2 separate regions of the Homo sapiens genome follow, and region 1 is linked to region 2. A link is a loop called in an ENCODE intact Hi-C map of the cell type or tissue named here. Cell type or tissue: heart right ventricle. All regions are shown on one strand. Each heading gives the region's core, and the rest is flanking DNA. Links, peaks and the distances in the headings are about the cores only.

Region 1 (15,345 bases), core at 5,346-10,345, 240 kb after region 2:
GACAGTGTGCGGACATGGGTATGTCGGCTACAAACAAGCGTCCCCAATCAGTTGGGTCACTCTGTGCAGAAAGGCAGCCAAGCCATTTACCTGGACCCAAATAGTCAAAGAGAGGTTTTACATCACACACCGGGGCCTGTTGTGGGGTGGGGGGAGTGGGGAGGGATAGTATTAGGAGATATACCTAATGTTAAATGACGAGTTAATGGGTGCAGCACACCAACATGGCACATGTATATATATATGTAACTAACCTGCACATTGTGCACATGTACCCTAAAACTTAAAGTATAATAAAAAAAAAAAAGAAGAAAATAAAATAAAGTAGAGGCCATACCCTTCTGCTCTTAAAAAAAAAAAAAAAAAAATTACAACCCACCGAGTTAGCTGCAGGTAGTCATTACGCTAAGATAGAAAACTAAAAAACTAGAAAAAATTGTTTTTTACTTTACCAACAACAAAAGGACATAGCTGAAATCTTAGGGAGATGTACTTTCCCCAAAAGCTTCATTTTGACAAGAATCATGCATTCATGAGACCTCAGAACACTCTGGATCCCGATCCACTATTAGGATTTGCATTTTAGGGCAGATTTGTTTTTATAGACTTGAACATGTTGGATCTTTCGGGCCTTTTGAATTTTATAATCTTCTCTTATGCGGCGAGAGGAGTCAGTGTAGACAGGGGGTTAAGTAAGAAGGAATCTGGAATAGACTTGTGGTTAATCAGGTCACCAGGGGCAGAAAGGGCCAGTCAGGGCCAGGTGGCTGAGCCAGACAAGATCAGGTTCCTTGGACCCTTCAGGAAAGGACTCTCGGCCCAGTCACCTTGAACTGTGCTGGGTGAGCCATGGAAGGCGGGTTTGTTTATTACAGGAGCTCTGAGACCCTCTCATTAGGGACTGTGTACTAAGAATCCCCTGGCGAGCAGGAATGCTGGAGTAAATATTGTGGGAGGCATTTGCCAAACTCAAGCAACAACAGTGAGCGTCAGAGAAGGAGCCAGCATTTACCCTTGGGGAGCAGGTGCCAGCCAGCAGCTGTGGGTCTCCCTGCAGGCAGGATGGCTGAGCCAGCTGTGGTCTGGCCCTGATGCTCACTGGGTAGGGAAGGGATAGCAGCAGTCTCTGAATACGCAGAACCTCCGGGGCCTTCATGGAAATTGTCTGGGTGCTTTGAGTGGGAACCATGTCGCACCTTTTCTTGAAAGGTAAATTGAGTCAGGCCATCTGAATAAGTTTTCCCGCAAAAGTCAGCCCCTCTTTCTAGGGCTCCAGAGTCCCACAGACCTCCTTTTGCGTTCAGCACCTTCCAAGTTGGTATCACAAGCACATGAGCCACAACCAAGCTAAGCACAAGCCCCAGAGCACCGAGAAGATGCCTGCCTAGAACACGGATGCAGTGAGAGTGCCTGCTAATGGGCTCAAGGTCCCGGCATGAACAGCCAGAATCAGAGGGGCTATAAAGGAGTCGGCTGGGCATCCCCCACCCTGGGAAAGAGGGCCTCGGCATCCTTCCCTCCTCAGACAGCCCAGCGAGTCTCACCCTCAGCTTCCCGGGCCAGGGACCTGCTGCAGGCCATCACTGGCTCACCGAACACGCAGAGGAAGCACCGAGCACCCACATCTGTGCCCACCTCTAGGCTCTGAGCGCCCACCCCAAACACCACCCTTTATCTCCTCACTCCCCCTTCCTTCCCATGGACCATGGTCCCCATCCTCATGGCAATCTCTGCCCTGATCTTCACCCCTTCCAGGTACCCTCTCCCCAGGCCCCTTCAGGCGACACTCACTTCCCACCCACCTGGACTCAGGAACTGTCAGCTCTGCTCCTGGCAGCACCTCTAAGCCTTTGCCTCCTCCCTGCTGTGCCAGTGCCCATCACTTCCCTAAAACTTCCTTCCCATTTGGGATTTTTGCTAGAAAAATAAGTGTGGACACCTGGCCAGGGGCTGCCTGATGAACAGTAGCAGCTGGTGTTGCTGGCTGGCACCCACCCCGTCTCTCTGTCTGGGGAGGCTGCTCTGCTCTCTGTGTTCTCTCCCCTGTGCCTCCCACCACACCACCCACTCCCCTGCTCCTCCTGGTTCCCTTCTTGCCTGCTAGTTGTAACTGATTACCATCTTACGTTGCAACTTATACTCCTGGGTGATCTCACTCATTGTATGTCTCTACCTATTACTTCAGTGTAATCTCTACCCCAGGCCTATTCCTTAATTCCCAGGTCCCCATTTCCAATAGCCTGAGTGTTCTCTGACCCAAACCAAGCTCAGTACATTCCCTGATGTACTTCTCTCCCCACCTCCAGCTCTGTCAGTGCAGTACTCAAGCATAAAACTTGGGTGGCATCTGAACCTCTCTCTTTTCCTCACACCTCCTGCACCAACTACTCATCAATACTTGCATCTTGTGCCACCAGCATGGATCAACCAATAGTCTTAATCTCCCTTCCTTAAGTGTGTTAGGATTTGGTTCAGCTACCTATAACAAAAAACCTCCAAACCACAGAAATTAAAACATAAAAATACATTATGATCTCACATAAAGTCACCTCAGATGGTTAGGCTCTGGAAGAAGTCCTGACTTAGTCTCTGGCATTAAAAGTCGGGAGCCTCCACATCAGAGGTTTATTTGGGAGACAGGTATAGTGACCCCATGGATGCCAGGGCCCAGGATACTTCTATCTAGCTCCTTCCTGTTCCCAGTACATTGCCTTATCGTCCAAAGCAGCTGCTGAAGCTCCAGCCATTACATCTTCATTCCAGACAACAGGAAAGAGGATGGGAGGATGAAGGTTATGCCTCTGTCTTTTGAAGATAGTTCCTAGACACTTCACACAACATTTCAGCTTATGTCTTATTGGCCAAAAGCTGACTCCAAAAGAGGTAGAACCATTTTTCATTTATTTATGCCTCAAACAAAACTGGGGTCTGTTACTGTGAAAGAAGAGGAGAATAGACATAGGGAAGCAACCAGCCATTGTGGCCACACCACAGCATTTTCCCCAACTGAGCACCAAGATGAAGTACAGTCATCCCTCGGTATCCATGGGGAATTGGTTCCAGAACCACCCCCAACCCCTAAAGATACCAAAATCCAAGGATGCTCAAGTGTCATATAAAATGGCATAGGCTGAGTGCAGTGACTCACACCTGTAATCCCAGCACTTTGGGAAGCCGAGGTGGGAGGATCACTTGAGCTCAGGAGTATGAGACCATGAGCAAACATGGCAAAACCCCATCTCTACAAACAACACAAAAATCAGCCAGGCATGGTGGTGTATGTCTGTGGTCCCAGCTACTCAGGAGGCTGAGGTGGGAAGATAGCTTGAGCCCAGAGGCGGATGTTGCAGTGAGCCAAGATCATACCATTGCACTCCAGCCTAGGTGACAGAGCAAGACGCTGACTCAAAAATAAAATGGCATAGTATTTGATATAACCTATGCACATCCTCCCTCATGTTTTAAATCATCTCTAGATTATTTATAATATCTAATACAATGAAAATAGCTGTATTGGGTATTTTTTTCTTTTTTTCCTTTTTTTCCTTACATTAAATACATCAGTAAATCAGCAGTCACATTCTGTTACCACGATTGTTATGTTAGGAGAGGAAGAAATGTAAATGCTTTCTTAGAAACAAAACAAAAAGAAAAAAACCAGAACACTGTGCCCCTGCCTCCACTGCCTTAAAAAAACTGGCCAGAAGAGAAAAATGAGCTGGGAAATTTAAAAAAACTAACATCCCCAAGCCCAGCAGAGCTCAAAGGAAGGCAGAAGATCTGGTAGGAAGTAGAGGGAAGGTAGCCGATTGCCCAGAAGCTAAGGCTAGATCCTGTTCCTATAGGGGTGGGATGGGGGAGAAGCCTGGATAAGTGGTTTCCGAGCCCCAAGACAATGAAACACCTTCACTCCTGCTCCATGGGGCAAAGCTTGACAGAGAAAGAACTTCATTTCTAAGAGACTTTAGAAAGCCATCCCAGTTCTTCCACTTGTAAAAAGGATGCACTAAGTGCTCTGGGGGGGCTAGAGGCTTCTCGGAAAGGCAGGGAGAAATGTGTGTGTTTCAGGGCCATGGGAACTAAGGCTGCCACTGGAAAAGGAAGGGAACTGAGGCCTAAGTGGAAGAACCTAAGCTGGGCCCTTCAGAATCTCAGCTTCATAGATTTCTCAGCTGTTATGGAATAGAAGGCAGTCTGCAAGCCAAAAGGGCAGAAAGGTTCTAATCCTAGGTCACCGTGACTCTCCTTCTCCTTGTCCTTCTCCTCCTCCTCCTCCTTGTCTTTCTCCTTCTCCTTCTCCTTCTCCTCCTCCTCCTTCCTTCCTTCCTTCCTCTCTCTCTCTCTCTCTCTCTCTCTCTCTCTCTCTCTCTCTCTCTCTCTCTTTCTTTACCAAAACTCTGGGCTGGAACAAGGAACTTAAAGTTCTCTTTTGCCTTGATGGCCTCCCACAGACATCTTAAAACACGTGATAAGGGACATGAAGAAAGGCTAGAGATTTAGAAAGGACCAGTGTCCTCTGATAATGAGCCAGTTGTAAGGTACCTTCAGTGCCAGTCATTCCATGTCCACAGAAACAGGTGGTGTGATATGAAGGTGCCCCAAGGAGGCCTCTGTGGTACTTGCCCCTGGTGGTACATGGATTAAACCGTTGGTTGCATGGTGGGGAGGGGTAGGGATTAAGGATGGAGGGACTAAATTCAAGATATTAACAAAGGAGGAAAGAAGCAGGGCCTGATAGGAGAGAGAAGACAGAACAGACTATACAGTGGGAATAAACATCATACCTATTTACAGGGAAGTAGAAAAGTCATGGTAATGGATATCAAATTGGATGTGAAACCCGGGACAGGATAGAAAACTCCTCCCTTTTGCCCGACCTCCTTTTTAATCCCCAGCTTGGCCTATGCTATCCTGAGACACTCCCCAGTTACCCAGTTAAATCTCCAGGAAAGGCAAACCTATACTCCATAGCTAGGTTGGCAAGAATATCAGTTAAGAATTGGAGTTGGAGGACGCTAACAGTGGAGATTGGACTTGAGTAGCTGCCACTGGTGTTTTTATCTATAACGTCTCCAAAAACCTTATATTAACCTCAGATTCCACTGAATTAAAAAGAAGGTGGGAGGGCAGGTAAATCCATCAAAACTCCCGTAAAACAAGTACCCCAGCTGAACTACCATCAGTTAAAGTGCAAACTGCAGGGGCATATGGTAGCCGGGCCTGAGGCCATCTAAAGGCCAGAGGGGAAAAATGCATATGTATAAATCAGAGGATGAGTATCAGAAACTGGTCTCTCCCCCAGTTAGATCACAGCAGAGCCAACGATGCAGGCAACCGATTCTTTGGAGGACTCTGGGGTCCAATCCCCACAATAGGGGAAATGATATTTAAGAGGCTGAGTGAGGGGAAACTGGGCCTTGGAAGAGTTCCAGAGATGCAGATGACACTGCACCTCCACATCTGCCCAGTTAGCTAACAAGACACCTCCTGCCTGGTGCCTGGGAGTTTGCCTCCCCATTCTCACCTCTACCTAGGAACACCCTCCGCAAGGCCAACTCATGGATACTGCAGTGTTTTCAAACATAAGAAACTCCAACCAAATACAAACAAAAAGGAAACGTTTCCTTACTCCCTCCTGCTCTGAGCTTTATTCTCCCCCAGGGCCCTTAATGTAAACGAACTGGAAACCTCCTTCCTCAGCTCCTGGGTTCACCACCTTCTGCATCCTGGGGACAGGAGAAAACAGGATCGAGAACAGGGGTCGACCAAAAACCGATTGACCAAGAAGGGACAGGAGGCAGAAGTGTTTTCTGAAAACATGGGGAGGAACAGTAGGGAGGAGGAGAAAAGAGAAGTAAATCACTGTCTCGTACCTAGAATACAAAATGAAGAAAGTTGGTTTTGGAAGGTAAGTCCTGGGGAAGTTGACCCCCAAGCCCCAGAGTAGGGGCTAGGAGGCCAGTGGCAACAGCTGCCTGGTGTTTCTTGCTGAAGCGTCATGAAGTGCCATGGGCTGGGCGTGGTGGCTCACGCCTGTAATCCCAGCACTTTGGGAGGCCAAGGCAGGCAGATCACCTGAGGTCAGGAGTTCGAGACCAGCCTGACCAACATGGAGAAACCCCGTCTCTACTAAAAATACAAAATTAGCTGGGAGTGGTGGCTCATGACTGTAATCCCAGCTTCTGGGGAGGCTGAGGCAGGAGAATCACTTGAACCCAGGAGGTGGAGGTTGCTGTGAGCCGAGATTGCGCCATTGCACTCCAGCCTGGGCAACAAGAGTGAAATTCTATCTCAAAAAAAAAAAAAAGAAGAAGAAGTATCATGACAGAGGCATCAGGAGGCAGCCCGTGGGAGCCAGGGCTCAGTGTGCTGTTAAAACAGGTTGCAGTAAAGAAGATAGCCAAAACCCACCAAAACCAAGATGGCAATAAAAGTGACCTCTGTTCATCCTCACTGCTCATTATACACTAGTTATCATACATTAGCATGTTAAGAGACACTCCCACCAGTACCATGACAGCTTACAAATACCATGGCAATGCCCGGAAGTTTCTCTATATGGTCTAAAAAGGAGAGAAACCCTCATTTCCAGGAATTGCCCACACCTTCCCCAGGAAACTCTTGAATAATGCACCCCTTGTTTAGCATATAATCAAGAAGCAACTATAAGTATGATTAGTTGAGCAGCCTGCACCTCTGCTCTCCCTATGCAGTAGCCACTTTTATTCATTTACTTTCTTAATAAACTTCCTTTCACTTTACTCTTTACCCACCAAATTCTTTCTTGCAAGAGGTCCAAGAACCTTCTTGGGGTCGGGATTGGGAACCCTTTCCAGTAACAATTGTAGACCTTAATCACACCTACAGAATTCCTTTAGAGCAACACCTACATGAGGCTTGACTGAATAACTGGGGATTGGAGCCTCCCAGGTTGACAGAGAAGACTGCACCATCACAGGTGCCTACTCCATGTTCTACCCGTCTGCTTGGAGCCGACTCTCACCCGCGTAAAGAATGCTGCCATGAACACCTTCATGCAGGTCACCTTAAGAACGTCGGTGAGAGTCTCTTCAGGATTCATTTGTAGGAGCAGACCTGCTGTGGCATAGCTATGTGTATCCCTAATGTCACTAATTCTGACGGATTGCTCTAAAGAATGACTACACTAGTCTATACTTCCGTTCCCCACCCTTCACTCCCACCCCCACCCCCACCCTGGAGAAAGTTCTATCCCTAGATACAAGTGACATTATCCAACTTGAAAACGTTTTCAAGCCTAATGGTATAAAGTGAGAGTTTTAATGGGTGTAAAGTGACAGTGTCTTTCAATGTGCAAATTCTTTAATTACTAGTGGATTTAAACAACTCTCTCTTTTTGCAAGTCTTTGATGTTTCTTCTGCTGTAAATTGCCTCTTTGCATACTTTGCTCATTTCTCTAGTGGAGTTTTTGCCCTTTCCTTGTTAATTTCAATGTTTCCTTTTATGGTCTACTTATTTTTCACTCAATGGTTTTAGACATTACACATATCTTCTCCCAGGCAGCATTGAACAAAAATCTTTATCATGGTAATACTAAATTCGTCAATAGTTTTTTCAGTTATGGCATTTTGGGATTTACAGGTCTTTCTCCACCTCTGTATTACAAAGACATCACTTACATTATCTTCTATTACTTTAAGGAGGCACCACCTTTGTTGTATATTCTATTCCCGTGTGAGATTCTCAGGATCTCTCTTTCTGAGCTCTGTCCTATGTTACCTTGGCTGTTTTTTCTTTCAAAAATACCATATTGTTTCTATTACTACATCTTTACAGGCTGTCCTTATACCTAATAAGACAAGTCCCCTTTCCCACTCCTTTCTTAGTTTTGTTAGATTCAGACAAATTTTATAATAAGTTTATCAAGTTCCTCAAAAAAAATTCAATTATTGGATGTCTCACTTAATTTAAGAACTGTCTTCTTTAAAATATTGTCATCCCAGCTTGGAGAGGGATTATTTTCTATTTATTCATATCAACTTCTAGTATCTAACATATCTGTCACTAAAGTTTTAAATGTTCCCCATAGAAGTTTCATATACTCTTAAATGATTTCTAGATACTTTATATTTTGTTTTTCTAGCTGGTTATTTCTGTTGTACAAAAACACTGGATTCTTTTTAACTGATCAGGTATCCATCAGCATTGGTAAGTTTTCTCTTTACTGTAATCATTGGTTGATTCTATTGGTTTTTCTTGGAAGATGATTGAATAGCTTGCAAATATTGATCTTGTATTAAAATTATTCATGTATCTAACTCCTTGGAAAGACAGAATCCATGCTTGACCCATCTTTTAACACCATAGTAGCAAGCAAAGTGCAAAGAAGTTCAATCAATATTTATCGAATGCATAAGTGAATGATGGGCCATCAGAAGAATGTGTTCAACCTATCTGAGGTCACTAAGGAAGTGAAAAATTCTATCACATTGATTTTTGAAGTTAGGTTGAGCAAAAAACAAACACGGCTGTTGACTCTCTCATGAGTGGTTGGATCTGATACAGGGCCCCTTCCCTTGGGTACTTATTATCAAAGAGAAACCACAGTTGTATCAACAGACTTAAAGACAGTATGGACAAGGGATAAAGGACAAATGATAAAACACAAGAAATTCAATAGTGCAAGGTAGCTCAGCACTGAGCTGTCCAGTCCTCACCAGCCACGGCCAAGAGCCCTGTAAACAGTGCCTCAGCCCTCCACCTCCACATCCTGCCTCCATCCAAGGCCCCTGTCCTGGCTGTGGTTGAGGTTTTTGATGCCATCATTCCCCATTCCACAGCCCTGACCAGGGACTTTCTATTGGATATGCTTCTACTCAACAATCTGCCTGGTATTCTTATCTGTCCCTTCTACCCACAAACACCACCTTGCTAAATGCCTTTAGATCTCACGAGGTTCAGGTTCAGCCCTGCCTCTGGTTGTGGGTGACCCTAAGAGCCCCTTGGTCCTTTGAGGATCCTGTCAATAAGTCTTTGCCACGTAGGACCCATAGAGCTAAGAAGGCAACCAAGATGGTACTGGGTCAGGCCAATCCAAGGCAGGGCTAGGACCCTTGTCTTCTTTCGAGTCCACAGGCTGGGAGCAGAAATTTGTTCCATTCCTCCCTGGACCTGCTGTTTTCCCTGGTAATCAGAAGAAATGATTTCTCCTCCAAAGAATCTAGAGAGGGCTGGTCTGTGGGCTCCCTACAAATGCAGGCCTCAACAACCTCAGAAGCTGGCATGCCCTTGTGCCTTACTCCCCAAGAAGTCTCCTAATCCAGGCTGTGACCTAGCCTGTTGGCCTGCCACAGAGACCTCCAATGCAGCTGCTAATAGCTCAGATTGTCACTTGTTGCCCAGAGTCATCAACCCAGGGCCACAGAAGGGGCCCCTGCAGGGAACTCAGGACCCAGATTTCTTGTCTCCCATCTCCAATACCCCATACCTCTGTGTCAACATCACTCATGTTGAGGCTCAAGGATCCACTAAAGGTGGGATTCTCCTTTCTCTGGGCTATTCCAAACTTGGACTTTCACCACAAGCAGACATTTTACCAAGAGGCAAAAACCAGCTAAATGGTCTTCACTGGACCTTGTTCCTACAGAATACCATGTCTAGCAACACCTGATTATGACCTGCTCCACTCCTGCCCTTTGTGCAAGGGTGCAGACCCTCAGTCTTTAAATAGTCCAGGGCCTCTAAGTGTGGTCACTCAGTCTCTGGGGCAAAGAACTGTTCTCTTCCCTGTACAGGTTCCATGACCTGATCACCAGGTGACCATTCTGAGGCATTCTGCTGTATTTTACTGCTCTCCTCAGGAAAAAGATATAGGCCAGAGCTGACAGCCACTCTCAGCTCTCTAACCCCCCAATTTCGGCTTACTGAGGATGTACAGTCACCACCAGAGTCACCAAAGAACAATTTTTTCTGCTGTCCTTTCATAGAAAAAATAAAAAATTAGCAGACCTAATTTCAAGGCAGAGCAGATTCTCATTAGAAGTGTGCAGATATGAGATGTGAGGCCGGGCACAGTGGCTCATGCCTGTAATCCCAGCACTTTGGGAGGCCAAGGATCATTTGAGGTCAGGAGTTTGAGACCAGCCTGGCCAACATGGTGAAACCCTGTCTCAACTAAAAATACAAAAATTAGCTGGGCTGTAGTGGCACGGACCTGTAATCCCAGCTACTCAGGAAGCTGAGGCAGGAGAATCGCTTGAGCTTGGGAGGTGGAGGTTGCAGTGAGCCAAGATCACGCCATTGCACTCCAGTCTGGGTGACACAGTGAGACCCTGCCTCAAAAAAAAAAAAAAAAAAAAAAAAAGAAGTGTGCACATGTGAAATGTCCTCTTCCCTCTGCAATGTGTATCATTTATCATCTTCTAGTGATGGATTCGCAGGTTCTCAAAGAACTCTGCTCGGGAACAATAGAAAATAGCAATAACCTATACACACAAGATAAAAGTCACCAAAAGCTCTCCCTTCAACAACAAAAAAAGAAAATTGATTCCTCCCTCATCCCAGACACTCACAGCGTTACCCACCAGGAAGGGAAGGATGCTGTGTTTGGCTTTCAGGGTGACCATTTAGCTTTTCTACAGCACAGCTCCCAAACCACCCCCATCATACACAATGCCTCTCATATCCTATGACCTCTTCCTGCTGGACAGGTCTGCAGCTCCTTGTAGTGTGTGAGGGTTAATTTTATGTGTCAACTTTACTGGGCCACACAGTGCCCAGATATTTGGTCAAATTTTATTCTGGGTGTGCCTATGAGGGTGCTTTGAAATGAGATTGATATTTAAATCAATAAACTGAGTAAAGTGGATTGCCCTCCCTAATGTGGTGAGCTTCATCCAATCCACTGAAGGCCAGAATAGAATATAAGGGCTGATTCTTCCTCGAGTAGGAGAGAATTTTTCCTGCCTGATGATCTTCAAACTGGGGTGACAGTTTTTTCTTGCTTTTGGACTCTGAGCCCAGCTTGCTAACGGCAGATCGTTACATATATATAAGCTCTATGTGTATACACACACATATGCCCCTACATTTGACCCTTGAAAAACATGGGTTTGAACTGCATGGGTTCACTTATACTCAGATTTTCTTCTACTTCTGCCACCCCTGAGACAGTAAGACTAATCGTTCTCTTTCTCCTTCTTAGCCTACTCAATGTGAAGACAATGAGGATGAAGACCTTTATAATGATCCACTTCCACTTAATGAGTAGTAAATGTATCTTGTGTTCCTTATGATTTTCTTAGTAAAATTTTCTCTAGCTTACTTTATTGTAAGAATACAATATATAACACATATCTCATACAAAATATGTGTTAACTATGTTATCAGTAAGGCTTCAGGTCAAAAATATGTTACTAGTAGTTAAGTTTTTTGGGAGTCAAAAGTTTTGGAAGGTCAACAGTTATAAACAGATCTTCAACTTCTCAGAGTTTGACTCCCCTAACCCCCACATTGTACACACACACAGACATATACACATATGTATATATTTTTCATTGGTTCTGATTCTGTTTCTCTGGAGAACCCTAATAAAGAGCATTGGGAATCTCTTCATTACATGGCTTCAGAAAAGCTCAGTCTGGGTCATGGCCTGCAGAGTGCCAGTGAGCTCACAGCAGCCTCTGAGAATGCCAGGTGGGAAGCCAAAACATGTGTATTCTCATCCAGCTCTACCACCTACTCCCTCTTAATGGGTGATCACCTTTCTGGGCCTCACTGTGCCATCACTAATAGGAAAGAGTGAGAGAAATAATCCCTCATGTCCTTTCATTTCCAGCATTTTATCTAAGTGTCATGAAGGCTGAACCCTGATCTGTCATGTCCACTGCCTACTGTCTGGCTGGCACAATGTCTGGACACAGTAGGTGCCCAGCGAGAAGTTGTTAAATGAATGGAGGGAGGAATATTTGGATGGATGATTGGATAAAGAGATGGATTGATGGATAGATGGATGAAGGGATGGATGGTTGGATGGTTAGATAAAGGGATGGATGGATGGATGGATGGATGGATGGATGGATGAATGGATGGATGGATAGATGCTTGGTTGGATGGATGATGGATAGATGAATGGTTGGATGGATGTTTGGGTGGATGGATGATGCATGGATGGATGGATGGATGGATGGATGGATGGATAGATGGATGGATGGTTGGATGGATGATGGATGGATAGATGGATGGATGCTTGGGTGGGTGGGTGGATGGATGGATTGATGGGTGGGTGGATGGATGGATGAGTGGCTCAATGAAGCTGATTACTCTGTACCCTTGTTCTTTTATTTGTTCTCATTATACTCTAGTGTTTCAAATCAATGCACTGTGATCCCCAGTAGATCTAGTTGGTACCTGTCGATAAGAGTAGAGATTGTCAGGCACATGTGCTGCTATATACTTGTACAAGTGCCTGAGTTTATAGTATAGAGTGAGGATGGGGAAGTGGTGAACAGAGACTGGACATGGGCCATGTTCCATTCACAGTTCTAAGCAAGTGAGCACAGAATTTGAAACTTTTTGGTGTAGACCTTCTTCTGAGCCAGTCTAGCTAGGAACAGACTTCTCAGCAGCTGAGTTTTCCTAGGACTTCCCTGGTTCTCCTGCCTATCAGAAGTTAGTCCTGAGGGATCCCAGTCTTGGACTTCACCAGTAGCAGAAATACTGGTCAGGGCCAGCCTTAGATTTATCCTGGTCTACGAGCACATGAGCTCACTTATGGCAACCCTTTGTTCTCCAGCATTATTATAGGATGTGTTGATCCACAAAGGTGGTTTTCCAGTCCACAAAAATCTTATAAAGTTTGAACAAAACTTTAAGCGTTTTAGCCATTTTTGATAAAAGCACTGAAATATGGGTGCACATTACCATACTTCTGAGTAAAGAATTCTGCCTTAGTTATAAACACGATAGTAACTCAGTGTGAGCTTCGGGAGTGGGAGTTGTCCTAGCACTGCCCAGACCCCTCTCAGGTGATGTGCTGGTGCGCAGAGCAATTTCCTCAACATGCAGATGGCTATGAGCTTTTGAGTTCTTGGCCTACGTTAGATAATTCCAAGCTGCTGTCATCTCTTGTTGCAGCCCTAGGTCTTAAGCTACCAAGTCTGATCCATTCTGATTTTCTGCATCCAGCCTGTGGCAGCCTGGAAAAGCAGTTTGCAACATTTGTTGGAAATTTATCGAAAGTCACAGTCTTCAACAGGCTCTGAGTAAGAGTTGGAGAGACTCTTCTACATTAAAAATACCCACACAAAAAAGCATTAGCAGGTGGACACTGTGACCTCTAGTTTACTTGCTTGAGAATTTTTTTTGCACACAGCTTTGAGTTCAACACTATATTCCACAGGATCATAATCCCTGAGAGTTTAATGTTTCAGGGAGCCTGAGCTCATTCACAATATATAATCATTTGCTCATCCTACAAGTATGCACTGAGTGTTTATGTGGCAGACGCTATTCTAGGAGCTGAGAGCCCTGCAAAGACAAAGTTCCTGCATGATGGAACTTACATTTTAGCAGGAAGGACAAAAAAAAGAGTGAAACATACACAAATAAATATAACAAACAGTTTATATGACTAGGTAACAATAAGTGCTCTGAAAAACAAAACAGAGCAAGGGGGAAAAGAGAGAGGCTTGGACAGGGAAGACCTCTCTGAGAAGGCAGCATGTCAGCAGAGACTACACTAACCAAACTGATGGCAGCTCGTGCGAATGTTTGAAGGAACAGCTTTCAAGGCCAAGGGAAGAGCAAGAGCAAAGAATCCACCTTGGAAAACCCAGAGCGTGTTCTGGGACCATGAAGAAGGCCAGTGTGCTACAGCAGGATAAGTGAGGAGGACAGGGGAAGAGCATGCAGAAGGAAGGATAGCCTGGCCACGTAGGGTTTTTGGGGGTCACCTAGGGACTTGGGTCACCATTGTACAGCCACATGCAAACTGAAGGCATCAGTGTGGGTGGCTCAAGTATAAGGCCCTTGCTGGATCCAGACAAAAGATGATCGGAGCTTGGATACTGCAGCAAATGGAAGTGGAGGGAAAGTGGGATTGTGGACATACCTTGAAGAGAAAGTCAACAGGATTTGCCAGTGGAGACAAAGAAGATTCAAGGATATGAATTTCTACAAAAGTAACTTTCCTGACAAAGCAGTTTTGGGGTCCAATAAGTTAGAATCTTTACGTGGAAATGCCAGGACTGGTTTCTCAACCCTGGCCCTGCCACCATTTTGCACTGGGTAGTTCTTTGTTGTGTGAGACTCTCCTGTGCACAGGATGTTTAGCAGCTTCCCTGGCCTCTACCCATTTGCTGCTAGTAGCACATCTCCCCTCCAATTATGACAACCAAAAATGTCTCCAGACATACATTGGTGTTCATAGCAGCACTATTTGCAATAGCCAAGGGGCAGAAATAATCCAAATGCCCATCTGTGGAAAAGTGGGTAAACAAAAGCAGTCTATCCATACAATAGAATATTATTCATCCATAGAAAGGAATGAAACACCGATCCATGCTGTAATGGGGATGAAACTCGAAAATATAATGCTAAATGACAGAGGCCAGATACAGAAGTGTGGACAGTGTGTGATTCCATTTATATGAGCTATCCAAGGTGGGTAAATCATAGAGACAGAATGCACACTGGAGGTTGCCAGGAGCTAGACAGAGTGAAAATACAGAGTATCTGCTTGATGGGGATGGGTTTCCTTTTAGTCGAAAATGTTTTTGAACTAGATAAAAGTGGTGGTTGCACCAGGTGCAGTGGCTCACACCTGTAATCCCAGCACTTCGGGAGGCCGAGGCGGGCAGATCACCTGAGGTCAGGAATTCGAGACCAGCCTGGCCAACATGGTGAAACCCCGTCTTTACTAAAAGTACAAAAATTAGCCGGGCATGGTGGTAGGCACCTGTAATCCCAGCTACTCAGGAGGCTGAGGCAGGAGAATTGCTTGAACCCAAGAGGCAGAGGTTGCAGTGAGCTGAGATTGTGTCACTGCACTCCAGCCTGGACAAGAGCGAGACTCCGTCTAAAAAAAAAAGTGGTGATTGCACAGCACTGTGAATGTGCTCAACTGTGCTCAATGCCATTGAGTAGTTCACACTAAAATGGTTAATTTCGTGTTATGTGAATTAATTTCACTTCAATTAAAAATATATATATATATACCAAGCAAAATAAAAATATCTACAAAGATTGCCAAATGTTCCTGGGGAAGAAAAATTGCCCTTGGTTGGGAACCAATGGTTTAGACTCAACTATGTCCAGACAGATCCTAAACCAGAACCGTGGCCTGGAGGCCTCGGGGGGAGTCCCCT
Region 2 (15,345 bases), core at 3,782-8,781:
TGGAAGCATTTATCTAGTAATTACATTGCCTTCCAGAACAAATATGACATCCTATAGAGGAAGAAATCAAAATCCAGGGTTTCTACAATGCAACTAACTCACTATAAAGTTAGAAATTACTAGACATGAAGAGAAGCATAAAAAAATTGGAACCATAAAGAAGAGAAGAAGTGCAATTAATAGACAGACACACACAGATGGTCCAGCCTTTGGAATAAGCAGAAAAGAACGTATAGGATAAACCAATTAAGTCCCTGAAACAAAAAGAAGATGTAATGGGACAGGAAAAGAAAAGCGAAGAAAGAATGGGTCATAATTTTCTAAATTGAGAAAATAAATAAATTAAAGTAAATCATTTCACAGTTACAAATTGCTCTCAGTTAACTATGAGTAGGATGGAGAAGAAGGAGAGAGGGAGGGAGCGAAGGAAACAAAGAAGGAAGGAAATAAAGAAGGAAGAAAGGAAATAAGGAAGGAAGGAAATAGGAAGGAAAGAAACAAGGAAGGAAGGAAGGAAGAAAAGGCAAGCATGCCAGAAAATTTCAAAGTCCAACTGTTGAAAACCAAAGGTGAAAAGAAAATCTCAAACATAACCCATAAGACTTCCTGATTCAGCTCTGACAAATAAAGAACTTGGAAGACAACACTCCCATCCATTCTTAGAAGCTCAACAAACTGAAAATAAATTTTTAAAAATTAGACTCATCAGAAAAATGAGACTGAAGGGCAAACCACCACCCCAAAACCTAGGAAAACAGGCACAACAGGAGCGATGTACCCACCACGGTCTGTGTACCTAGAGCAGGAGCTGCTGGAGCCATGGACTGGAAGAAGCACATACACAGTCGTCTGAGTTGCTGGAGGCTTAGTGTGGACCAGCAAGAGACTGAGAAATTTCTGGAAACCACAGCATGGCAGGAGGCGTGAGGGCGCCCACACGTTCATGGGCGTCACTACCTGGACACACACCAGGTTTCCATGGTAAGGATCTAAGAAAGATCTCTTATGGCTATGGCATGGGGAAGGGAAGAAATATTATCAAAATCTTAAGTGAAATAACTCAGAAACAGAGAGTCAAATGCTGCATGTTCTCATGTATAAGTAGGAGCTGAATCATGTCTACCGGTGGATGTGGAGTGTGGAATAATAGACATTGGAGACTCCAAAGGGTGGGAGGTGAGCAAGGAGTGAGAGATGAGAAATTACTTAGTGGCTGCAAGGTACATTATCTGGGCGATGATTACGCTACACCACTACACAGTATATCCACATAACAAAACTGCACGTGTACCTATTACATTTGTACAAAAAAGAGGGGGGGTGGGGGAGAAGTGCCCAGACCTTCTCTGTAGCAAAGGCTCACTCTCCAGGGAAAAACACGGGTTAAGGGCATTAATACATCTCCAGCCCTTGTTCACTTAAGGGGAAAACTAGTCACCAGGGGCCAGGCTTTAAGGAAATAAATTGGCAATGCTACAGCCAGGGAATCCAAAGGGGAGCAGGTGAAACCTATCCCATGAAGAAAGACTGGTGAAGGTCACAGCCCACAGACACAGGCCCACCAAGCCACCGACATTCAATCAGAACCTTACAGACACGCCTCCTCCCCTTCCCCTTACCACCCACGCCCAGCAGGGCTCCCATGCAGCGGCGGAGCACAGCTAATATTGCTGCAAGTCACAGACTGTCAAAGGAGTGTTCTAAAAGAAGCTCAAAGACAAGAAGGAAGATAAAAAACAAGGACACTAGGGGAATTTGAAGCCCCTAACACTTAGAGCCACAGCAAACATTGAAACAGCAGCCTGGCTCACAGCCAGATTCACATAAATCCTCACATAAAGGCCTATGAACCTTCGTTCTTATTATCCAACTTTCAAAAAAAAATTACAAGGCATGCAAAGAGGCAAGAAAAAAATAGTCTGAAGAGGCAAAGTAAGCATCAGAATCAGACTCAGAGATGACACAGATGTTGGAATTAGCAGACACTGAATTTAAAGTAACCATGATTAGTATGTTAAGAACACTAGTGGAAAAAGTAGAAAACATGCAAAAACAGATGGGTAATGTAAGCAGAGGGATGAAAATTCTAAGAAAGAATTAAAAGGAAATGCTAGAAATCAGGAGCGCTGTAGCCGAAATTTTAAAATGCTTTTGATGGGCTTGTAAGAGACTAGACACAGCCAAGGAAAGAATCAGTGTGCTTGAAGCTATGTCCATAGAAACTTCCAGAAAGAGAAGAGTAAAAACAAAACAAGGAAACAGGCAAACAACAAAAATAACAACAACAAAAACAAACACCCAAAAATTTGGAGACAATTTCAAAAGTTGTAACATAAGTGTAATTGGAATATCAGAAGGAAAAGAAAGAGAGAACTCATCAGAAGAAATATTTAAAGTAATAATGGCCCAGATTATTCCAAAATTAAAGATAATACTAAGCCCCGAATCTAGGAAGCTCAGAGAACACCAAGCAGGATTAATGCCAAAAGACACACACACCCATTCATAGGCGTAGCACATTCAAAGCGCGAGAAATCAGACAAGGAAAAAACCTTGAAAGAAATCGGGGTGGGGGAGCAATCTTATCTATAGAAAATCAAGGATAAATATTACAGTGTTTCTCATCATAAATTATGCACATATGAAGAGAATGGAGTGAAATATCTCAAGTGTTGGAAGGAAATAAAACAACCAATCTAGAATTTTTATATCCCATGAAATTATCCTTCAAAAATGAAGGAAAAATACTTTCTCAGATGAGCAAAAAGTGAGACAATTCATTGCCAGCAAATCAGCTCTGCAAGAATATTCAAAGAAATTCTGTGTCCAGAAAGAAGGAAAACAACAGAGATCAGAAACCAGGTTCTACATTTTTTAAAATTAAGAGTATCAGAGAAGAAATACGTGGAAGTAACATGCTTTTATTGATCTTATGCTTAATTTATCTGAAAGATAATTGGCTGTTTAAAGTAATAACAGTAACAATGCATTGGGAGATTATAGCACACAGTGAAGCTGAATAAATGGCAACAGTGTCACAAGGTATAGGAGAGAGGCATTGGGATTGCTCCAGTAGAAGTTTCCTGCACCACATGTGACGAAGTGTAGCAGCATTAGAAGGTTGCTTTGGATCATGTAAAAATAAATATTGTAAATTCTAAGGCAAACATGAAAAAAAAGCTAAAAGAATTAAAATTGACACGCTCAGAGAAGAGATAAAATAGAATTATATAAAATGCTCAATAAAGCAAAAGACAGCAGAAAAATAGGAAAATTTTTTAAAAAATAAGAATAAATGGAGTAAATAGAGAACTGTTAAAAACAGTAGATATTCATCCAGTTATATCGATAAGCACTTTAAAGTGTACAGCCTAAGAAATTATTTTTAAAAAATTGTCAGATGAGTTTGTTTTTAAATATCCAACTATATGTTGTTTACAAAAAGCACATATTATATAGAAAGACTCAGACAAATTAAAATTGAAGGGATGGAGAAAGTTGTAACATGCTGACACTCTTGAATAAAAAAGCAGGAATAGCTGTAATAATTTCAAACACAGCACTCTTCAGAACAGGGAAGATCAGTGATGAAGAGGGACATTAACAATAAAAGGGTCAATTTTCCAGGAAGACATAATTATAAGCATGAATATATCACACAACAGAGCATCCAAATACATGAGGAAGAAACTGACTGAACCGAAAGGAGAAATAAACAGCTCCACTATTATAGTTAGCCACTGCCAGAATTGACAGTTTAAGCAGGCAGAAAATCAGTAAAGATGCGGACAACCTGAACAGCGCTATCAATCAACTTGATCTAATTGACATTTTTAAAAATATTTCAGCCAGCAGTAACAGAATACACATTCTTCTTAAGCTCACAGGGAACATTTGCCAAGATAGGTTACATTCTGGGCCTTGAAAAACACCTTAAGTTTGAAAAAATAGAAACCCATTTAAAGCATGTTCTCAGACTACAATGGAACTAAATTAGAAATTAATAACAGAAAGATAGCTGAAAAATTCCCAAATATTTGTAAATTAAATAACGTGCTCTTAAATACCCCATAGGTCTAAAATAAATCTCAAAGAAATTTAAAAAGACTTTGAAAACTAAATGAAAATTAAAATACAATGTAGCCAAATTTGTGGAAGTCAGCAAAAGTATCAAAGAACCAAAGAGTTAGTTATTTTAGGGAGGCAAGAAGAAGGATCCTAATGCCCACAAAAGACCACCATCTGGATTCCTCCTGTTCTGTTCAGAATTCTGCCCAAGATCAAATTCACAAAGCCTGACATCTCTATTGGAGATGTGGCAAAAAAGCTGGCTGAGATGTGGAATAACTTAAATGACAGCGAAAGGAGCCTTACCTCACTGCATTAGTCCAGTGTCATGCTGCTACGAAGAAAAACCTGAGACGGGGTAATTTATAAAGGAAGGAGGTTTAATTGACTCACAGTTCCGCATTGCTGGGGAGGCCTCAGGAAACTTACAATCATGGCAGAAGGCAAGGAAAAACAAGCACCTTCTTCACAGGATGGCAAGATGGAGTGAGTGCCAAAAGGGGAAATGCCAGACACCTGTAAAACCATCAGATCTCGTGAGAACTCACTATCACAAGAACAGCAACCGCCCCCATGACCCAATTACCTCCACCTGGTCCCACCCTTGACAGGTGGGGATTATCGGGATTACAATTCCAGGTGAGACTGGGTTGGGGTCACAGAGCCAAACCATATCAATCACCAAGGCAGCAAAGCTGAAGGAGAAGTATGAGAAGGATGTTGCTGACTATAAGTCTAGAAAGTTTGATGGTGCAAAAGGTCCTGCTAAAGTTGCCCAAAAACAAGTGGAAGAGGAAGATGAAGAAGACGAGGAGGAAGTAAAGGAGGAGGATGAATTAAAAAAACTGTTCATCTATTTTAAAAATGCTTTTCTATAATGACTTTGTGTCCTACACCTCTGATAAGTTCAATTAATTTTAGCATTTTTTAATATATTCCTTAGGATTTTCTACTTAATGATCAGGTTGTCTGCAAATAAAAACAACTTTACTTCTTCCCTAAAAAAAAAAAAAAAAAAAAAAAAAAAAAAAAAAAATCACAAAATTGATAAATCTATAGCCAGGATTACCAAAAGTGAGAGAGAGAATATAAATCACAGATATAAAAAATGAGAGAATATTCATTAAATAATGAATCCCTTTGGCATAAGGATAATAAAGGTATACTATGAACAACTCTGTTTCCAAATTTGATAACTTAGATGAAATGAATGAATTTCTTGAGAGACACAAACTACCAAAACTCACACAAGGAGAGAGAGGCAACTTGAATAGGCATGTGTTTATTAAAGAAATTGAATAAATAACTTATAGCCTTCCTAAAAAGAAAGTACTATACCAGATGTTTTCACCAGTAAATTCTAACAAACATTTCAAGAAATAATACTAATTCTTTACAATATCTTCCAAAAAAATAAAAGCAGAGGGAACATTTCCTAACTCAGGTATGAGGCCAGATTACCTTAATACCTAAATCAGATAAAGATGTGAAATGAAAGGAAAACTATAGACTGATATCTCTCATAAATATATATGAAAAACTTCAACAAAATATTAGGAAATCAAATCCATCGAAGTACAAAAAGAATTATACATCCCAACCAAGTGGGATGTATTTAAAACATTCAAGGCTGGTTCAAGACTCAAAAATAAAAAAAAATCAATGTAACCCTCCATATCAACAAGCTAAAGAAAAGAAATAATTTGATCAAATCAATCAACACAGAGAAAGGCATTTAACAAAATCCAACACCCATTTATCATAAAACTCTTAGCAAACTAGAAACAGAGAGGACATCATCAACTTGATAAAAAAGTTATTAAAAGCTGAAAGCTAATATCATATTTAAAGAAAACAGAGTGGAATCTTCCCCCTCAAAATCAGGAACAAGGCAACAATGTCCTCTCTCACCATTCCTATTCAACATTGTGCTAGAAGTTTTACCTGGTGCAATAAAAATAGAAAAAGGAAGAAATGTATATGGATTAGAAAGAAAGAAGTAAAACTGTCTTTAGTCACAGATATAATCTTTTATGTAGAAAAGTCCAATTAAAAACACTTCTGGAACTAATAAATATGTATAACAAGGTCTCAAAAGTCAATTGCTTTCTTTTATACCAGAAATTTAAAAATTAGCATTTGAAATTAGAAAAGAAAATACTGAGATGCTTAATTTTATGTGTCAGCTTGACTGAGCCACAGTGCCCAGATATCTGGTCAAACATTCTAGACTTTCTTGTGAAAGTATTTTTTTGGATTAACATTTAAACGGATAGAATTCGAGTAAAGACAATTACCCTCTATAATGTGGGTGGGCTTCATCCAATCAGATGAAGCATTCAGTAGAACAAAGACTGGCCTTTCTCAAGCAAGAAAAAATTCTGCCAGCAGATGGCCTTTGGAGTCCAACTTCTACTCTTCCCTGGGTCTCCAGCCTGCTGCCTAACCTGCATATTTGCAGTTGCCAAGGCTTCACAATTATATGAGCCAATTTCTTTAAATCTTCCTGTCTCCCCACCCCAAACACACACACACACTCACACACATTGTCTCACACACGCACTCACACACAGAGATGATGATGTTTCTGTTTTTCTGTTTCTCTGGAGAACCCTAATACAAATACCATTTACAATAGCACAAAAAATGAAATGATTAGGTATAACTATAACAAAAATATGTATAGGATATGAATGCAGAAAACTATGAAATGCTGATGAAATCAAAAACTAAATAAATGGACAGATATTCCATGTTCATGGATAGGAAGACAATATTGTCAAGATGTCAGTTCTTTCCAACTTGATCCACAGATTCAAGACAATCCAGACTTTACTGGACTACTTTGTAGGCATCAATAAACTAATTTTAAAGTGTGTATCAAATGGCAAAATAGTTAGATCACACAACACTAAAGAAGGAGTAGGAGAAGAAGAAGGAGGAGGAAGAACAATAAAGCTGAAGGACTCACAGTGCTCTATTTCAAGACTTACTATTAAGCTACAGTAATCAAAACCTAGTGTTGGCAAAAATAAATAAATAGGTCAATGTAACTAAATAGTCCATAAATAGAGCCACACAGATATAGTTAACTGATCTTTGATAAAGGAGCAAAGGCAATTCCATATAGAAAAGACAGTTTTTTTTAACAATTGTGCTAGAAAACTTGGATGTCAATATGAAAATAAAACCCTAGCCCTTACACATGTCACAAAAAATTAACTCAAAATTGACCATATACCTAAATGTAAAACACGAAGCTATAAAACTTCTGGAAGAAATGACGAGAGAAAAAACTATAAGACCTGGCTTTTTTGAGGTGGTTTTATATACAACATGAAATGATAATCCATGAAAGTAAATTGAACTGATAACTTGGAATTTATTAAAATTTAAAACTGCTATGTAAAAGATACTTATGAAAATAAAAATACAAACCACAGAATGGGAGAAACTATTTGCAAAACATATCTGTTAAAAGACTTGTATTCAAAATATACAAAGAAACTTAAAACTCAACAATGAAAAGAGAAATAACCCAACTTTTCTTTTTTAGATTCATGGGGTACACATGCAAGTTTGTTACATAGGTATATTGTATGGTGTTGAGGTTTCGGCTTCTAATGATCCTGTTAGCCAAGTAGCAAACATAATACACAATAGATAGTTTTTCAATCCTGTCCCCCCATTTCCCCTTTTTGGAATCCCCAGTATTTATTGTTCTCATCTTTGTGTCTATGTGTACCCAATGTTTAGCTCCTCTGTAAAAGTGAAAACATGCAATATTTGGTTTTCTGTTTCTGTACTAGTTTGCTTGTGATAATGGCCCCAGCTGCATACATGTTGCTGCAAAAGATATGATTTTATTATTTTCATAGCTATGTAGTATTCCATGGTGTATATGTACCACATTTTCTTTATCCAATCCGCCATTGTTTGGTATCTGTGTTGATTCCATATCTTTGCTATTGTGAATAGTGCTATGATAAACATGCAAGTGCAGGTGTCTTTTTGATGGAACAATTTATTTTTCTTGGGGTATATACTGAGTAATGGAATTGCTGGGTTGAATAATAATTCTAGTTTTACTTCCTTGAGAAATCTCCAAACTGCTTTCCACAGAGGCTGAACGACTTTGTATTCCCACCAACAGTGTGTAAGAGTTCCCGTTTCTCCACAGCCTCATCAACATCTGTTATTTTTTGACTTTTAAGTAATAGCCGTTGTGACTGGTGTGAGATAATATCTCATTGTGCTTTCTATTTGCATCTTCCTGATGATTAGTGATGTTGAACATTTTTTTCATGTTTTTGGCCACTTATATGTCTTTCTCTTTCTCTGAGAAGTGTCTGTTATGTCCTTTGCCCAGTTTTTAAATAGTTTTTTTTTTCTTTTTGATTTGTTCAAGTTTCTTATAAAATCTAGATATTGGTCTTTTGTGAAATGTACATTTTGCAAATATTTTCTCTCATCCCATAGGTCATCTGTTTACTCTGCCGTTAGTTTTTGTTATTGTTGTTTGTTTGTTTTTGCTGTGCAGAAGCTCTTTTGTTTAATTAGGTACCAATTGTCAATTTTGTTTTTGTTGCATTCACTTTTGAGGACTTAGACATAAATTCTTTGCCAAGGCTAATGACCAGAAGGGTATTCCCTAGATTTTCTTCCAGGATTTTTATAGTTTGAGGTTTTGCATTTAAGTCTCTAGTCCATCTTGTGTTAATTTTTGTATATGAAATAACTCAGCTTTTAAAACAGTCAAAAGATTTAGACACTTCACCAATGAAGACTTGCAGATGGAAACTAATCATGTGAATAGGCAACATCATTATTCATTAGGGAAATGCAAATTAAAACAATAATAAGTTATCATTACAGATCTATTGGAATGGCTAAGTTAGCTAGAATTGGCTAAAATCCAAATAACTGACAAGATCAAATCTGGCAATGATACAGAGCAACAGAAACTCTCATTCATTTTTAATAAGAATACAAAATGGCACAGCCAATTTGGAAGAGAGTTTAGCAGTTTCTTTTAAAGCTAAATTTACTCTTCCCATATGATCCAGCAGTCATGTTCTTGGGTAATTACCCCACCAATTTGAAAACGTTTGTACACACAAACATCTTCATGCAGATGTTGGTAGTCATTTTATCATAACCACTGAAAACTAGAAGCAGCCAATAGGTCCTTCAATAGATGAATGGATAAGCAAACTTGGTACATCCATACAGTGGAATACCATTCTCCAATAAAAAGGAGTGAGCTGCTAGTGAGCCACTTAAAGACACAGAAGAAACTTAAATGCATATTGTGGAGTGAAAGATGAAAATCTGAACAGGATATGTACTGATTCCAGTTATGCGATATTCTAGAAAGGGAAAAATTGCATAAAGACAACAAATCAGTAGTTGCCAGAGGTTCATGCTGGGGACAGGGCGTGTATAGGTGAAGCACAAGATTGTTTTCGAGTGGCAAAACTATCCTGTATAATACTGTAATGGTGGGTACATACACTATACAAAACCCATAACATAAATTTGCAGCACAAAGAGGAAACCTTAAGGTATGCAAAATTTTTTTTTTTTTGAAAATTACTCAAGAGGTCAAAGGATTCCAGGATGGCATAAAGATTGTGAAAAAGAATGTGACTATTTTACAAGTGTAAGACATAATCTTCAGAGGCAAGTGGAAAAGGCACTGGCTTAAGTAACTTAGAAAATGCATGGAGCCTGTAAGACTAAACACAACAGAAACAGTATATAAGCACTGTGCTCTAGCTGATAAAGCTGCTTCCCACAGGGGTACAGGTTAATAATTCTGACCACTATGCATGTCTAGTGAAATTGAACGATTAAATAAATGGATGGTGAATGGTAGGAGTTATATTTCTCACGATTGAAATGGAAGGTTCGAGATAACTGGAGGAGCTAGAATACTCCACGTGATGACGGCTCATCATTGGTGACATAAACTCATGTTTACCTTAATATGAATATGGATGGTTTCATAGAGAAACATTTATAGATATATGTATATACACAGGCTGGTATACACACGTATTTCCTTGCTGTCAGATGATAGCAACTAGGACTAACAACACCTCAGTGGCAGCAAGTACATCTAGGCTCCAGACCATGGTTTCCACTCATAATACTCTCCTGCAATGGAAGGACCCTGGTATCCTTGGGGAAATGGCTGGTTCTAGGCCTGGGGCAGGAAACATAGAAGATGAACCTTAAGCATCTCGCAGCACCAGGAAGCAAGTAAGTAATAACAACAATATCAGAAAATAAAATATTCGTAATAATTATTTTTTAAATTTAATTATATATAACATTCAAAACTGTGATAAGGAAGCCAACTAAAAGATGTCTCAATGGTCTAAGTTGGCTCTAGTAAAATAGAACCCAACTAAAAAGCTTTCAATTGTCAAAACTGGACCAATTTGAGCAATACAATGAATAAAGTAGTATTGGATTATAACCCAAAGTGTAAAAAAAAAAGTCCATCCATGAGTCCACACTGATATAAAGAAATAATTGAATAAATAAATTAATGGGGAAGAATAGAAAAGGCTGTCACACAAAATAATTCAAAATAATCTGTACAGATACTCTGCCTTCCAAGAGGTGGAGCCTAACTCTCCACTCTTAAGTATGGGCTGTGCATAGTGACTTCCTTCCAAAGAGTATAGTAGGAAGCAGGGGTTACTTTACAGAAGAGAAATGTCACAAGTGTGACTGCATCTGAGTGTTCAAGGTTAACTTCCATAGTGGTAAGTCATGTTAATAGCATGTGCCCTTTGTGTGACATGATGAGAATGGCATTGTACATCTGTGATCTTCCTCCCCAAAAACGTGTAATCCCCAACTAATCGTGAGAAAACATCAGACAAATCCCAACGGAAGGATGTTCTACGAAATACTTGGCCGGCTTTCCTCCATACTGTGAAGGTCACCCAAACAAAGTCTGCAAAAACAGCACCACCAAGAGGGGGCTAAGGAGACAGGATGACTAAATGAAATGCGGCATCCTGGGCGCGGGCCCAGAACAGAAAAAGAGCATTAGGCAAAAATTAAGAAATCTGAATGAAGTATGGGTTTTAGTTTATACTATGTCAATGTTGTTTCATTAATTATGAGAAATGTAACATACTAATTTAAACGTTAACAATCAGGGAAGCTTTGTGTGAGCTTTATATGAGGGCTGTATTCTCTTTACAACTTTTCTGTAAGTCTAAAATTATTTTACAACTAAAAGCTTATTTTAAAACATGAGCTGTAAAATGACATATAATCAATGAATTTTCTAGCTCTTCATTTATTACATTTACTTAATTCTTTTTTTTTTTTTTCAGACGGAGTCTTGCACTATTGCCCAGGCTGGAATGCAATGGCACGATCTCCGCTCACTACAACCTCTGCCTCCTGGGTTCAAGCGATTCTCCTGCCTCAGCCTCCCAAGTAGCTGGGATTACAGGCACGTTCCACAATGCCCGGCTAATTTTTTGCATTTTTAGTAGAGACGCGGTTTCATTATGTTGGCCAGGCTGATCTTGAACTCCTGACCTCATGATCTGCCCACCTCAGCCTTCTTCTTCTAAATTGTTCAATTCTGGAACATTATAAGGAAAACCAAAATTAGCAGAATATGGCTCAACTTATTCAAATCGCTTTTCAATTGCCACTGAATTGTAATTTATAATAGATACAATCAGTTTCAGAATCATTAGTAAACAATCTTATTCACAGTTACGTAAGCATTTTTGTTACTTGGTTCTAATTTTTTTATATTTTATTGGAATGTCACGTCCACTGTTGTTTCATTTAAGCAAAATCCACTTTTCTTTTTAAAAAACTTTCCAAGTTACTTTAATTTTTTTAAGCAAAATCCCTAAACTGCTCCAAAATTGTTATCCCCATGGGTATGAGTTGTGATTCCTTCATATAATATGGATGGTTGCATACAGGAATATGGATTCCTCATTGGATTTTCCACCAGAACAAATGGTGTTAACAAATGGATTCCCACTAGAATTCTGGCTTCTATACTTTTCAACAACATTCCTCGTGTCTTTATCTTAGGTGTGCCCTTAACTACTTTTTTTTCCAGTTTTATCAAGGTATAATTGACAACAAAAAATTATATATACCTAAGGTGTACAACTTGATGTTTTGATGTTCATATACTTTCTGAAATAATTACCACCATTAAGCTAATTTGTGTATCTATCACCTCACATAGTTACCTTCTTTTTTTAATCATTGTGGTAAGGATGCTTAAGATCAATGTCCAAAACTGAAAGTTGCCTATTCCATCTTTTACTTAAATCAAACCTATACATTTTCCAATGGACATAAAAGCAGTGACATAGCTACTAATTTTGATATCTCCGTTTTCTTTTCTTTTTTTTTTTTTTTTTTGAGATGGAGTCTTGCTCTGTCACCCAGGCTAGAGTGCAGTGGTGTGAACTCGGCTCAGTGAAAGCTCCGCCTCCCGGGTTCACACCACTCTCCTGCCACAGCCTCCCAAGTAGCTGGGACTACAGGCACCCGTCACCACACCCGGCTAATTTTTTGTATTTTTAGTAGAGATGGGTTTTCACCGTGTTAGCCAGGATGGTCTCGATCTCCTGACCTCGTGATCCACCCACCTCAGCCTCCCAAAGTGCTGGGATTACAGATGTGAGCCACCACGCCAGGTCGATATCTCTGTTTTCTTTTGACTGGTGGTTAGCAATACAAACAACAAATGTTAGTTGTTCAAGATAATTTGTCCTTGATATACTCTAGCTGAATGAATAATATTTACCATTTTAAACATTTGTTTATGATTTCTTCTCTCACTTTAGTCTTTAAAATATGGATCTTATATTCTAATTTTTTTATTCTTGACCATGTTCATATGCTTTACTTTTCATCTATATTTCAGACTCAGCCATTCAGTTATTGAAATAATTTCTACTAAATTAAAAAGTTTCTATTGCTTTCTATAAATATTGTATTAGTGGTACCACAAGCTCGCACACACACCCATATACGCACACAACCATATATCATCATCATGATTATCATCGTGCTTGCTAAGTATTGGGTATAAACTGTTATCCTTTAAGAATATCACACCCATGTATTTCAGTACCAGGTGTCTTTCTTGAATACCTTTGATTGTTTGCTGCTTATTCAGATGTTTTCCCATGGTGGTAACATGGTGTGATTTTTACGTCCAAGTGATGTTTTTTTTTTATTAAGAATGTGAGTGTTTCTAGCCACAAATATCGTCTTAGCCAAAGCTGTTATAAAATATGAAAAAAAAATTAGAAAATACTTTGTCTTTGAATTTAAAATATAAAAGTTGATTTATACACTTTCTCCACTTGAAGAAATTTTGATGTAAAATACTAAATTTTTTTCAGACTTATCCAAAGAAAAATCAGAATCATCCATTTGAATCAGACTGTTTGCTAGAAGCATTCACACACTATCAAAATGATGCGATGAGGTTTCATCTTTCTTGCTCAATTTACCAATTTTGTGAACAGCATTTGCCTCATCTTCTAACAGAAGGCTGGAGCTGTTTGTTGCTTGTAGTTGTGGATTTGATAAGAATTAATCTTGTCCATTCGCATTCATTGTTTAATAAAAAATTAACTCTTCCTTTAATAACAAATATGAAGAGATTTTATTGTCCTGTTCATGTTTTATATCTGGTAAGAATAATTTTTTTAAATGTAATATCCTGTTTGCTAATTTCAAGTGAGTCACACTCAGTGAAAGTCTGCTGAATTACTTGGTCTCAAGATTTTTTTAATTTAAGCAGAAATTTCTCTTTGAAGATTTTTCTGTTTCCTTTTAAGCTTTTCATTTCTGAGCTCTGCTTCTATATTTTCTATTTCTACAAAAAAATTGGACTTACATTTATTCTCCATGATTAAAGTAATTCTTTAGTTAATAAAATATAAAATTTCAGATTAAAATATATAAGATGCTACTTGAAATATATAAATATATAATATTTGAATATATTCCCATCAAAAATATAAATTAAATATATGAATATATAAGTACATCAACATAAAAATTTAAATAATAGGGCTGGGCGCAGTGGCTCATACTGATAATCCCAGCACTTTGAAAGGCCAAGGGAGGGGAATCACCTGAGGTCAGGAGTTCAAGACCAGCCTGGCCAACACGGTGAAACCCTATCTCTACCAAAAATACAAAAATTAGCAGGGCACAGTAGCGGGTGGGAGGCTAAAGCAGGAGAATTGCTTGAACATGGGAGGCGGAGGTTGCAGTGAGCCGAGCACTCCAGCCTGGGCAACAAGAGCAAAACTCTGTCTCAAAAAAAAAAATTAAAATAGTATTAATAATTGATGATTTAAAAATATTTTGGCTGGGTGTGATGCCTCATGCCTATAATCCCAGCACTTTGGGAGGCCAAGGCGAGTAGATCACCTGAGGTCAGGAGTCCAAGACCAGCCTGGCCAACATGGCAGAGCTCTATCTCTACTAAAAAATACAAAAATTAGCCAAGCTTGATAGCGGGTACCTGTAATCCCAGCTACTCGGGAGGCTGAGGCAGGGAGAATTGCTTAAACCTGGGAGGCGGAGGTTGCAGTGAGCCAAGATCATGCAACTGCACTCCAGCCTGGGCAATAGTGAGGCTCTGTCTCAAAAAAAAAATTTTTTTCAAATATTTTCCTTAAAAAAAATTGTTTTTCTTCTAGGATAAACTACTTTTTAAAAATTAAAGGTCAAATATAAATTGCATTAATAAGCTCAAACACTGTAAATCAAAGTTATGTTAAATGAAGCTATAGTTATGTAAATTAAATCTTATTAAACATTTTTGTAGAAATAACGCTGTTCACAATTCTCCTGTTGAAACTTTTTGAGCTGCCAGTGTGAAAAATCATTGTCATGCTTCAAACCATGGCAGGGCATCTGCAGGCCCAGCCAAGCACCTCAGCCACCCCCAGCTCCCCACACCACAGAGTCCCGTCCATCTCTGACAGCAGCGGGGCTGTGACTCGCAGCCTCTCCCAGCTTTCAGAGCAACATGAGATGAGGGGAACTTTATCTTGGAGCCCTAACGGTGTCAGCCATGAGGTAATGGGTTTATGGGTTATGGGCCATGCTGTGCCAGTGCGAAGTGGCAGATCCTGAGCAAGAAAAGTACCCATATGTCCCTAAATAAATGTGTGTTCATCTGCGTTTGTTCAATGCCCTCATGCCTGACCCGGGGAGCCCAGCCTCAGTGTACTCCCAACAGAA

The links. A loop is a pair of places that touch in the nucleus more often than their neighbours do. Peaks named below come from ENCODE experiments on the same cell type or tissue, not always from the same donor. Only the 100,000 strongest peaks of a DNase experiment are listed, where the experiment ranks them.
Region 1: a loop joins it to region 2, with 2.6 times the contacts of the local background. A loop is called at or near these places in 23 of 110 quality-filtered maps.

What each region holds. Positions count from the first base shown.
Region 1 is chr5:6,527,191-6,542,535 of GRCh38, forward strand. No RefSeq gene overlaps it. Among named protein-coding and RNA genes, the nearest start is that of LINC01018, 47 kb to the right of the region's middle. In heart right ventricle, for the core only: no CTCF peak of the experiment used is centred there; no DNase peak of the experiment used is centred there.
Region 2 is chr5:6,285,719-6,301,063 of GRCh38, forward strand. It overlaps the pseudogene HMGB3P3. Among named protein-coding and RNA genes, the nearest start is that of LINC02145, 44 kb to the right of the region's middle. In heart right ventricle, for the core only: a CTCF peak has its summit at 6,452 (motif pointing right); no DNase peak of the experiment used is centred there.